Linked DNA regions of Homo sapiens: all the other regions are linked to region 2. Evidence: chromatin contacts called from ENCODE Hi-C or POLR2A ChIA-PET data. All regions are on one chromosome and are shown on one strand. The core of a region is the stretch at or near the end of the contact, and the rest is flanking DNA. Distances in the headings are between cores, read along the strand shown.

Region 1 (2,826 bases), core at 32-2,531, 210 kb before region 2:
GGCGGCAGATAAAAGGGTGCCCAGGGAGGCTGATGGAGTCGAACTCTCAGGTGGGCAGGGACCGAGCACCCGCCAGAGCGCCCTAAGGAGCCTCCTAGGGCTGGTGACAGAGGGACAGGTGGTGGGAGCCTGTGGAACGCCGGGGAGTCGGGGCAGGTTCTGAGCAGGAACTGGCGGTGGCTGTGGAACACACGTGTGAGCTACAAGCCTGGCCGGGCCGCCCCCGCTGCGCGCCCCCCGGAGGACGTGGCCGCGGGCCAGGCCGCCTGCTGACACAGTGTTCCCTAGCTCCGAGCATCACGCACACACGCGCACGGCCCCACCGCGGCCCGGGGGAAAGCACGTGCGGAGGGCGGCATCCATCGCGAAAGACAGCGGAGGGGCATGCACCCCACCCCCACGCGCGCACACGCACGGACAGAAAACGAAAAGTGACCCAGAGACCCCGGCTGTTCCAAGGTCCATGAAGTTCGTAGGGCCAAGACCCAGGGAAAGCCCCGCGCGGCAGGGGAGGCCAGGCGCTGCCCGGGCAGAGCCACGGGCACGCTGGGGGGTGAGCCAGCCAGTCCGGAGACCAGATGGCACGTCCTGGGCTCCCCTCTCCAGAGGTCCGCGCTCCAGGGCACATTAGGAGTCACCCAACGCCTGGACCTCCGATCTCCCAGGTCCCAGTCTGGACAGCCCCAGCCAGGGGGGCACGATGAGCACCCGCCTAGAGGCACAAGTTGCTGACTCTTTGTGCCGTCCCCGAGCTGTGCCCGCGCTGATAGCACCCCAGAGGAAGCCCCGACACGCGGCTGCCTGCGGCTCCTGAGCGCCCCTCCGCGCCTCTCGACTGCACGCCGGTAGCGCTCTCCCGGGCGGGGGAGCGGGGAGGAGCTCCGGGCGCTTACCTCTCGGCCGCGAAGTGCCCGGGCGGCTTCCTCCCGGTGTAGCCTCGGGCTGGTGCCCCCGGCAGCAGGAGCGCGACACAGGCGGCCCGAAGGAGCAGTCCGGCCCACATGACCGGCGGCGGCGGGTCCCCCGGGCTGGGCTCGGCTCCTGCGCCGCGCGCGGGAGAGGGGGCTGCCGGCCCTCGCCCCTCCTCCTGGCGCCGTGGGGAGCGAACCAGCGATCCCCGAAATGGCACGCAGAGCTGAGCAGGGGGGCTTGGGACGCCGAGAGGAGGGGCCGAGGGCCGCGAGGGGACGCGGCGGACGATTGTGGGGAGGGTCTCTGGCACCTCGAAGCGAAACACACAAAGGCAACGCCGCCCGCCTGCTGATGCCTCTCCGAGAGGCGCGGAGCCCGGGGCGGGGGCAAAGATCAGGGACCCCTGGGGGCGGGGTTTCGCCCTCGGCCCACACCCCCTGCCCCGGTTTGGGAGTCGGCTTCCTGCGAAGCGCTGACTGAAGGCGTCAGACCGAGGCCCCGGGAGGAAACAGACTTCGGGAACAAGGCTAGCACCAGAGGCTGCGCGCCCCGGGCATGGCCCCTGTCGGTGGGACCCGAGACGCCTTGTTGTGACGAGGTGGGAACCGTGGAAATTCGAACCCACGACGCCAGGTCGCTGTGCCGCTGAGCAGTTCTAGGCCTGCCCCCAGCCTGCCAGAAGGTCTGCACCCTAACGCCGGAGTGCGTTGATCTGTGGGTCCAACCGCTCCCTGGCCTGGGGCCCTAGCCACTTTTGAAGCCCCGGGCTCCTCTGGGCACCCAGGGGGCAGATGGCCGGCCTCCCGACTGCTGGTGGCAAGACCAGGAAGCAGCTGGCGCCGTTGGCAGTGGAGAGGCAGCAGCAGATCTGGAAGGCTCCTCTTTGCCCCTTCTGCAGCTGCCCCAGGCCGTGGTCAGAGACTGGGGGGCTGCCTAGGGATTTAGGCAAAGAAGGGGTGCGGAAATCAAAATCATCCCGCTGGGAGAAAGCTGAAAGGATAACTGATTTTACCTTCTGCTCCATGCAGTAATCTTTCCCTTAGCCACCCACAATTAGTCAAGATTTTGCTTAAATACTTCCAGGGGTAAGAAACTCACTATCTGTTAAGAAGCGGCCCAATCCAGTTTTGAACCACATTTGTTTTAAAGTGTCTTCACTTCCCAGTTGAACAATCCCTGTTCCTTTGGCCTTCCTGCTACCTCTGCCTTTACTGAGGTGCTTAACATTGGTGGCCACAAATGGACATGGCGTACCAGCGGTGGCCTGGACTCGTGCCTCCTTCCTGCAGACACCATACTTTTACTAATGCACCCTAATATTACGTTTTTGGCAACCCCATGATGTTAATTATGACACATTGAGTTTGCAGTAAAGAAAAACCACAGGTGGCCGGGCGCGGTGGCTCACACCTGTAATCCCAGCACTTTGGGAGGCTGAGGTGGGCGGATCACCTGAGGTCAGGAGTTCCAGAACCAGCCTAGCCAATATGGTGACGCCCCATCTCTACTAAAAATACAAAAATTAGCTGGGCATGGTGGCGGGCGCCTGTATTCCCAGCTACTCAGGTTGAGGCAGGAGAATCACTTGAACCCAGGAGGCAGAGGTTGCAGTGAGCCAAGATTGCACCATTGCACTCCAGCCTGGGCGACAGAGCAAGGCTCCATCTCAAAAAAAAAAAAGAACGAAAAAAAGCAGGCATTTTTTGTTGTGCTTTTATGTTATTTAAACACAAGCTGCCAAGTGGTCTCCCTACCTGAAGCTGTGTGGCCCCATTTTTTTTTTTTTTTTTTTAGATGGAGTCTTTCTCTGTCGCCCAGGCTGGAATGCAGTGGCACGATTTCGGCTCACTGCAACCTCCATCTCCCGGGTTCAAGCAATTCCCCTTCCTCAGCCTCCCGAGTAGCTGGGACTAC
Region 2 (2,781 bases), core at 277-2,776:
ATAAATAAAAATTTGCATGGAATGTCTACTGTATGCTCTAGAGCCTGTGCCAGCAGGGAAGGAGATGCCCAAACCTCCCTGGCTGGGCAGCTTACTTTCCAGTGGGGATGGTTCCCTTCCTCCCGTTGCATTGGCAACTGCTCTCTGCCCTTGGGCTGTCTTCCATCCCCCTTCCCCTGCAGTGGGGATGGCAATGGGGGTGGGCCAAAGGGCAGCGTGCTCTCCTGAAGTCAGTCCACTCAGCCAGTTACATGGGTCACACCAGCCGGGTTCAAGAGAAGGCAGGAGGCAGGAGGCTTGGAGCCCGAAAATTTGGCTCCCGGGCTGCAACCTCTATGCATTGTGTGACCGTAAGCAGGGTGCCTAATCCCCGCGAGGCCACTTCTCTCATCTTTCATGTGGGATTATAGTGCTGTCTTTGTAGCTTTGTCCAGAGAATCAGAGGCTCTGTTGTGAGAAAATTCATTGCTGGAGGTGGAGTGAACCTTGTTTCCATCTATCGGTATGGTTTATGGTTAGGAACACAGGCTCTGGAGTCACACTACCTGGCTTCGAATCCAGCTGCTCATCAGCTGGGTGACCTTGGGCACTTCACTCAGCTCAGACTGACCCAGCTCAAGTCATGTCTCTTTGACCCTCAGTTTCTCCATCTTTAAAATCGGGGTGATGAGGGTGTCTACCTCATAGGCTGTGCCAAGGACTCAACGCAATGCTTTCAGCATAGTGCTGGGCACACGTGGGCTCGAAGCCAGTGACAGCCAGTGCTTTTCTGCCAGGAGCTCCCGCAGGAGGGCTCCGGATGGGAGGTGGGGGGAGAAGGCAGGGGGGAACTGCTGCTGGTGGTAGCAGGCGAAGGAAGAAGAGTCATGGAATGAGAGTGGCCATGATTGGTGGCTCAAAGGCGTTCACGTGTCCCAGTCCTCTGTCCACCGCAGCCACACACAGACTTTGAGCGTCGGTGGAGGGATCCTGGCAGGAGAGAGGGGTGTGAGTGTAGCAATGAGGAAGCTGTAGGGCAATTAGGCGGGGCGGAGCCAAGCCCTGGGGCCCGGTAAAACCAGCAGATGTGAAAAGGGCCGGACAGTAACACTGTTTCGAGTTACTACACTGAAGTGATCCCAGCAGGTAGGCCGGCCGCACGCCGCTGGACGTGAATGGCTCGCAGTGACCGCGCCCCTCAGCCCCTCCTTGTGAGCCTCTAGTCCAGAGTCTTTGATCCACCGCCAGCGTTTCCTTCGCCTTCTTGGACCCGCGGCTCTGGGGCGCACACAACCGCACACCAAACAGCGTCGGGCGTCGGGTCTCAGTGCCAGGCTTGGCCGGGGCGGGGAATCTCTCGGCTTGTGCTTGCTCCGCGGTGGGCTGGATGGGCAGGTAGGGGGCGGGCTCCGGCGCTGGGACCCCACTAGGGTGGCGCCTTGGCCCCGCCCCGCCCCGCCCTCCCTCCGCCTCATTGGCAGCCGCACGCGCGTCGGGGTTGCCAGGGCGACGGGTCGCTAAGCTGCGAGTCAGCGCGAACCCTAGCCAGTCGGCCTCCGGCGGAGGCAACGGGGGAGGCCCGAGGGCGGGCGGTGGAGCGCGGCGCGCGGCGGCGGTGCCCCAAGTGGGTGCCTCCTCCCGGCCCCGCACGGCCCCCCTCCCGGCGCGGGGGAAGGCCGGGGCGGGGGGCCCGGGGGCCGGCGCGGCTCCGGCACCGTCGGGGCGGCTGGGGGGCGGCCGGGGCGGGGCGATGCCTGGCGGTGGCAGTGGCGGCGGCCCCGGCCGGGGCCCGTGACCATGGGCATCGCCGAGTCCACGCCGGATGAGCTGCCGTCGGACGCAGAGGAGCAGCTGCGCAGCGGCGACCAGCAGCTGGAGCTGAGCGGGCGGCGGTTGCGGCGGCTGCCCAGCGCAGTGTGCGCGCTGAGCCGCCTGCAGAAGCTGTATGTGAGCGGCACGGGGCTGCGCGAGCTGCCGGAGGAGATCGAGGAGCTGCGCGAGCTGCGCATCCTGGCGCTGGACTTCAACAAGCTCGAGCGACTGCCTGACGGCCTGTGCCGCCTGCCGCGCCTCACGCGCCTCTATCTGGGCGGCAACCGGCTGCTGGCGCTGCCCGCCGACTTCGCGCAGTTGCAGAGCCTGCGCTGCCTCTGGATCGAGGGCAACTTCTTGCGGCGCTTCCCGCGGCCGCTGCTGCGCCTGGTGGCGCTGCAGTCGCTCCAGATGGGCGACAACCGGCTGCGCGCGCTGCCGGCCGAGCTGCCGCGCATGACGGGCTTGCGCGGCCTCTGGCTCTACGGCAACCGCTTCGAGGAGTTCCCGCCCGCGCTGCTGCGCATGGGCCGCCTGCACATCCTCGACCTCGACCGCAACCGCCTGGGCGGCTTCCCCGACCTGCACCCGCTGCGCGCGCTGCGCGTCTTCTCCTACGACCACAACCCCGTCACCGGGCCCCCGCGCGTCGCGGACACCGTGTTCCTCGTGGGCGAGGGCGCCGTCGAGCGCATGGCGGAGCGCGACGAGCCCACGCCCCGGCCTCCGCCCCGGCGCCCAGCGCGGGCCTTTGAGGATGAGGAGGAGGAAGACCTGCTCATAGGCGGCGCTGGTTCCCGGGCTCTGGGCGCCCCCGGGGGCAGCTTCCGCGCCCTGGAAGCCGCTCCAGGACTGGGCACCTGAGCCTATGTTCTGGCTGATGGGCTTCAGCCACTCTGAGAGGAGGGGCTCTAGGAAGCTTTGGCTGGTTAGGCCTGCGGGACTGGTGGGTCCCTACTTAGGTCAATGGAACGGCTACTTTTGGCGAGT
Region 3 (2,700 bases), core at 170-2,669, 220 kb after region 2:
GTCCCATCCCCCAGCGATTGCACCTCTCCTCCCGGGTGGTGTGTGAGGAAGGGCTACCGGGCTGCGCCTACTGCTTTGCCCTGAATGGCTTCTTTTCTACACCTTCTCTGGGCCTCAACCTTTCTAGTTCTGTGTTATCCCTGAGCAGTGAAGTTGTAGGCTTCGGAGTCACACAGTTATGGGTTCGAATCCAGATGTTGTCACTTGCAGCCTGGGGCAAGTGGGTCCACCTCTCTGAGCCTCAGTTTCTTTATCTGCGAAGTGGAGATGTTGATACATACCTCGTGGAATTTTTTGGAGAGGGCTAGATGAGATATTGCATAACACCCACACTGCTGCCTCCCCTCCCCTTCTGGCGTTCTCTCTCTGCCCCCTCAGCCATTCCCTTCTGCCCACATCTTCCCTTCTCTCGGCTCCCCTCATGTGCTCTGCCTTTCTAGAAGAAAGGACTTTCCTAGTAGAGAGGCCCAATCCATAGAGGTCTTTGAAAAGGCACCAAGAAGGCCTGTTAGTTAAGGCTCCAACCTTCTTCATAGGATCTAGGAAAGGCCTTAGCCCCAGACCTGGCCTGCAGCCTAGCTCTGCGCTCAGCCCACCGCTTGGGGGCTGGGTGGACTCTGCATTCCTAAGTGGGCCAGAGAAGGGCGCCTGCTCCAGGAGGAACCCCTCCCTGTCCTGGGTGTCTCCGCCCTCAGCTCATGCCAGGCAGAAGGAGGACAGTTCCCTGGGCTCCCGTTCTGGAAAGGCTGGCATGCTGGGCAGCAGCTTCTTTCCTTGACACCCCTGCCCTTGGGACCCACAGCAGCCACACCCACTCTGCAGCGCCCTCCCTGTCCTCAGAAAGCTGGGTGGCTCTCGGGGCCTTATTCTCACCATCCCTCCAGCGACTGATCAGAGAGGACTAGAGCACCTCATGCCCCCTTCCCATCTTTGTCAGCTGCATGTGCCTGGCATTCTTGCCTGCATCCCTGGGAGTCCCAGCTGTGGCAGAGAACTCTTCAAAATGAGCACCAGGCTCCATTACTCACTGGTGGTGTGGGGACAGCTCTTAGAGCCTTTGTTTCCTAAACTGTAACAGGTGGTATCTGTCCTGCCTGCCCATAGGGTGTTTCAGAACCCAGGGTATCACTGGCAGGCAGGGCTCTCTGGTGCTCTGCAGACAGGAGGGGTGCTGGCATTTGTATTAGGTGCCTTAGTGTTGCAGAGAGAGCAGAGTCCCTAGACCTCATGAGGGCCCAGCCAGGCCCCTGCCTGGAAGAACCAGGTGCCTGTGGGGCAGAGAGAGGCAGGCCTGCAGCCCAGGGTGTTGGGAGGAGGCCAGAGTCCAGTGCCCCAGCCTGTCCATAACAGCCTGGCCAGAGGGAGAAGGGCTGCCCATCTGCCTCGGGCCCAGGCCTCTCCCCTGGCAGCAGTTCTCAGCCCATGCAGAGCACAGCGAGCCAGGCCTGCTTCTGGCTTGGCCCTAGCCCTGCCCTGGATGAGCCCCAGGGCCCTCCCATCCGGGGTGCTGGCCCTGCTCCCCTGACTGGTCCTCCTGGCCCACACATCACTGACTCAGAGGCAGCCCTGTCACCGGAGAAGCGAGGAGCCACTCGTTATTAAGAACCTATTATAGGCCAGACCATTTCTGCATCTTGGACCCTTGATCTCACACCAGCCTTGTGAAGTAGCTGTCACCACCTGCTCTTACAGAAGAGGAAACTGAGGCTTAGAATGGCTGAGTGACCTCCAGGCCCTTGCGGTCAGGAAGTGATACAGCAAGGGTTCAAACTCAAGCCTCCAGTCTCCAAAGGCCACACTGTTACAGCCTCATGCTCAGCTGAGGTTGGAGAGGGAACAGCTGCCGAGCACAGGAGCTCAGCCCCTAGACCCTGGCCCATCACCACTTGACCTGCAGTGTGGGGGACCATGCTCTCCCATTGTACATCGGCTTTGTCCCCCCAGCAAGCACTGTGGCTTTCTCAGCAAAGTCTCTCCCCATTGGAAAGTGTGTAATAGTCACTCAGGTGATGCTCTGAGTGAAGACAAACCTCCTAGCATCACCAGAATCCAAGCTTCTTAATAAAATCTCAGCTGTCATCCCGTGACAGCTGGCAGGCCCAGTCACGTGGGCTCCAGCGTCTGGTGCCTTAGCAGTTGGATGCTGGCTCCCTCTGGTGGCCTGAGGTGCCGCTGCACCTAGCTGGGTGCCCAGCTCCCAGGCTGCCTCATTCATTTCTGTGGGGAGGCTACTGTGTACCTGGCCCTGTTTGGGTGCTGGGGATACAGCTGTGGACCTCTCTGTGGTGCTCACTGCCCAGCGAGGAGGCGGACAGCGCATAGACAAGGCAAATAGGGCACATGGTGGAGCGGATGGGCACTTTGGACCCACATAAAGCCAGGTGCCTGGGATGGGGAGTGCTGGGGGCCTGGGGAGCCCTGGCTGTTAGATGAGGTGGCAAGAGAGACCTCACTGTGACAGGACGTTTGAACAGAGGCCCAGAGGAGCAAGGGCCAGGCCACGCTGTCTCAGGTGCTGCTGAACACGCTGGCAGCAGGTCAGAGAGACCAGAGCCAGGTGGGGTAGACAGGGCGTTGCTGTAGGGTCTTAAAAAGAAAATGATGTGGCTCAACTTATCTTAAAAGGGCCACTCTGTTGCTGAGCTGAGAGCGTAGGGGCAAGTGCAAGGAGGCCAGTCGAGGCCACCATGACAGTCCCAG
Region 4 (2,799 bases), core at 119-2,618, 240 kb after region 2:
AAGGGAAACTTAGTTTTGCAAAGGAATGACATGATCGGATGTATGTTTCAGAAAGGGTGATTTGGGAGAACTGAAGGGGATATCAGTGAGACGAGAGGCTGTGCAAGTTGGGCAGGACAGAGATGTGGAGGCAGTCAGTCATAAGGGTGAAGGCAGGGGCACAAGGACAACCGCTTTATCCTGGACTTATATCGAGTTAGAACCTCCAGGTTTCATTATACCAGACAGGGCCACGGCAAAGGAGAGTTCGGATTCCCGGGGCAGCCAGGATTTGGCTCTGAACTTTAATGACCTTGAAACTCTTAGGCAGGGCGGGGAGCGGTGGCTCATGCCTGTAATCCCAGCAGTTTGGGAGGCCAACGTGGGCTGATCACCTAAGGTCAGGAGTTCGAGACCAGCCTGGCCAACATGAGGAAACCCCGTCTCTACTAAAAATACAAGTTAGCCCAGCGTGGTGGCGCCTGTAATCCCAGTTACTGGGGAGGCTGAGGCAGGAGAATCGCTTGAACCGAGGAGGCAGATGTTGCAGTGAGCTGAGATCGCGCCATTGCACTCCAGCCTGGGCGACAGAGCCGAACTCCATCTCAAAAAAAAAAGGAGCTTTTAGACCTGCATTGTCCAATACCACAGCCACACGTAACTGTTTAATTACAATTAAACAAAATGAAAAAATCAGTTCCTCAGTCTCAATAGGCACATTTCCAGTGCTCACTTGTGGCCAGTGACTACCATACTGAACAACACAGGGAACATTTCCATCATCACAGCCACAGGACAGGGCTTCCTGGCAGTCCTTAATGCATTGAGCCTCAGTTTCCCCATCTGTAAAATGCAGGTAACAACAGCATCTCCTTGATAAGGTGCCTGTGAGGAGTACATGAGATAATGCCTGTGTGGCCTGGCACATAACACACGTTCCCTAAATGCAGGTTGTTATTGTTGCTGAGCGGGGTGTGTGGGTGGCTAACGAGAGGGATGGGGGCTGTCTCTGAGGTTTGGATTCGGAATCGTGACATCTTGTCCCGTGCAAGACGAAGGCGAGGACGGCGAGGGCACACCCTTCCAGTCCCGACCCCACAGAGGCCAAGCGGCCCTTCGCCCCCACCCCGACCCGGGAAGGCCCCGCGCCCCTCAAGCCTGGGACGGTCTCGCGTCCCCCGACCCGGGACGGCCCCGCGCCCCGCAAGCCTAGGACTGCCCAGCGCTGAGCGCCGCCTGCAGGAGTCGGGAGCGTGGTGCCCGCGGCCGGGCTGGGCGCGGCGCGGGCCGGCAGGGGGCGCTGGGCGCGGCGGGCGGGGCGCGTGGGGCGGGCAGGGGCCGGGCCAGGGACGCGCGGGGGGCAAGCGCGGCGGCGGACCGGGCGGGACCGTAGCCGGAGCCCAGCCGGGACTGTCGCGCGGGCCGCGCCGGCGATGCCGCGCCCCCGGGCCGGGCTGTAGCGGGGCCGCGGCTGGAGTGTGCGCCGGGCAGGCGGGACATGGAGGTGGTGGACGAGACGGAGGCGCTGCAGCGCTTCTTCGAAGGTGAGAGACCGCGGGCTGGCGGCGGCGACCCTCTGGCGCTGGGAACCCCCGGCTGATCTCCCCGGGAACTGGGGCTCCTCGCTGTGTTTCCGCCTCCTCTGGCTGGGACCCTCCTTCAGGCTGGCACCAGCCCGCCAAGACAGGCTCCCGGGGCTGGGAGTCCCCCAGCGGTTACCACCCACCGCCGCTGAAGTTGGGCTCCCCCTCCCCGCTCCTCAACTCGCAGCTTCCTTGGGACTGTGTCCCCTTCCAGGTCCGGACTCCTTTGAGCCTTCCAGGACCCGGAACTTTCCCTAAATTGTGACACTCTCGCCCCCAGCAAACTTCCCGAGTCTGGGGACCCTCTACTTTGCTTCCCCAGAACCCCAAGCGGGATACAACCCCATTCAAGGCCCAGACCCCCGGTGTGCCTTCTAGGACCTTCCGTACCTCTTGAGGCTGGACCCCAGCCTGCTTCCCAGAATCTGTGACCCCCGCCTAGAGACCAAGACCCCCTGTGTGCCCTTCTGGTTGGCGCCATCCCCCATGACTTCTAGGAGCTGGGACCTCCCCACTGTGCTTCCATGAGGGTAGGACCACTTTCGAGCCTGGATCCCCTTGGAGACTGCCACCTGCTTTCCACAATGCTGCCTAGTGACTGCTCTCCTGTTTGGGGCTGGGACCCCCCTCCCTAGCATGCTCTCCTGGGGCTGGAACCTTCTTGAAGCTGACATCCCTGCCACCGGTCACCTCTGCTCTCTGAGACCCTTCTAGTGCTGTGAACTGCATCCCACCAGCCCTCTGAGGCTCCTCAGCACTATGTCCCCCCAACCCTGGAGCTGTGCCTCTCTGACCTCGCCCCCTCAAAGAGTGACCTCACCCCCACTTGACCGAAAGGAGCCCTCTGGGGTGGAATTGACATACACCCCATAATATCTTCTTCTGCCCCCACCCCTACATTGGTTTTGGAGGTCTGCTCCTCCATCTAACCAACTCCCTGTCTTTTCCTGGACGACCCCTGCCCCTCCTGCAGGGCCACCACTCCTCCTGGTGCTGGGTTCTGGAGGGATGGGACCGCAGTGGGAGGGGGAGGGGAAGTTCTGGCTGACTGCCTCCCAGCCCACTCCGCTTCTCAGAACCTCCCTGGAACATCTAGCCAGACCCTCTGGCCCCCTTTTGTGCCCCTGTCTACCAATGCAGCGAGCCCAGCCCCTGCCCCGAGCTCCCTCTAGTCCCTAAGGCCACATCCTGCTCCTTGGTGCATTGAGAACCTTCCCTTCATGTGTGAACCTATCAG

What was found. Hi-C counts contacts between places; a loop is a spot of excess contacts on that map. ChIA-PET counts read pairs that join two places held with the same protein, here RNA polymerase II (POLR2A). Pooled maps may share reads with other maps.
Region 1: a loop to region 2 is called in a pooled map, with 2.5 times the contacts of the local background. The contact joins the promoter of VWCE here to the promoter of LRRC10B in region 2. A Hi-C loop is called at or near these places in 2 of 50 pooled maps. POLR2A ChIA-PET finds 5 or more read pairs at or near these places in 2 of 52 experiments (WTC11 and activated naive CD4-positive, alpha-beta T cell).
Region 3: a pooled map shows a loop between it and region 2 (6-fold over the local background). The contact joins the enhancer-like site here to the promoter of LRRC10B in region 2. A Hi-C loop is called at or near these places in 6 of 50 pooled maps.
Region 4: a pooled map shows a loop between it and region 2 (2.4-fold over the local background). The contact joins the promoter of MYRF here to the promoter of LRRC10B in region 2. A Hi-C loop is called at or near these places in 2 of 50 pooled maps. POLR2A ChIA-PET finds 5 or more read pairs at or near these places in 2 of 52 experiments (HepG2 and WTC11).

The regions. Positions count from the first base shown.
Region 1 is chr11:61,294,035-61,296,860 of GRCh38, forward strand. VWCE (von Willebrand factor C and EGF domains) reads right to left here and starts at 1,282. Exons shown (of 20, transcript NM_152718.2): 1 at 894-1,282. The coding sequence starts at 1,003. RefSeq lists silencers at 102-361, 802-1,111, 1,292-1,361 and an enhancer at 333-1,035.
Region 2 is chr11:61,507,223-61,510,003 of GRCh38, forward strand. It overlaps LRRC10B (leucine rich repeat containing 10B), which reads left to right and starts at 1,527. Exons shown (of 1, transcript NM_001145077.2): 1 at 1,527-2,781. The coding sequence starts at 1,777. The coding sequence ends at 2,655. MIR4488 (microRNA 4488) reads left to right here and starts at 1,374; the gene lies at 1,374-1,435.
Region 3 is chr11:61,731,454-61,734,153 of GRCh38, forward strand. All of the region lies in intron 9 of DAGLA (diacylglycerol lipase alpha), which reads left to right. Among named protein-coding and RNA genes, the nearest start is that of MYRF, 20 kb to the right of the region's middle. Within about 2 kb of position 1,420, at least 5 of the 41 ENCODE cell types and tissues checked have a DNase peak (open chromatin) inside an H3K27ac peak, as active enhancers do.
Region 4 is chr11:61,751,268-61,754,066 of GRCh38, forward strand. MYRF (myelin regulatory factor) reads left to right here and starts at 1,369. Exons shown (of 27, transcript NM_001127392.3): 1 at 1,369-1,523. The coding sequence starts at 1,478. MYRF-AS1 (MYRF antisense RNA 1) reads right to left here. Exons shown (of 4, transcript NR_026882.1): 4 at 2,762-2,799. RefSeq lists silencers at 1,159-1,298, 1,419-1,518.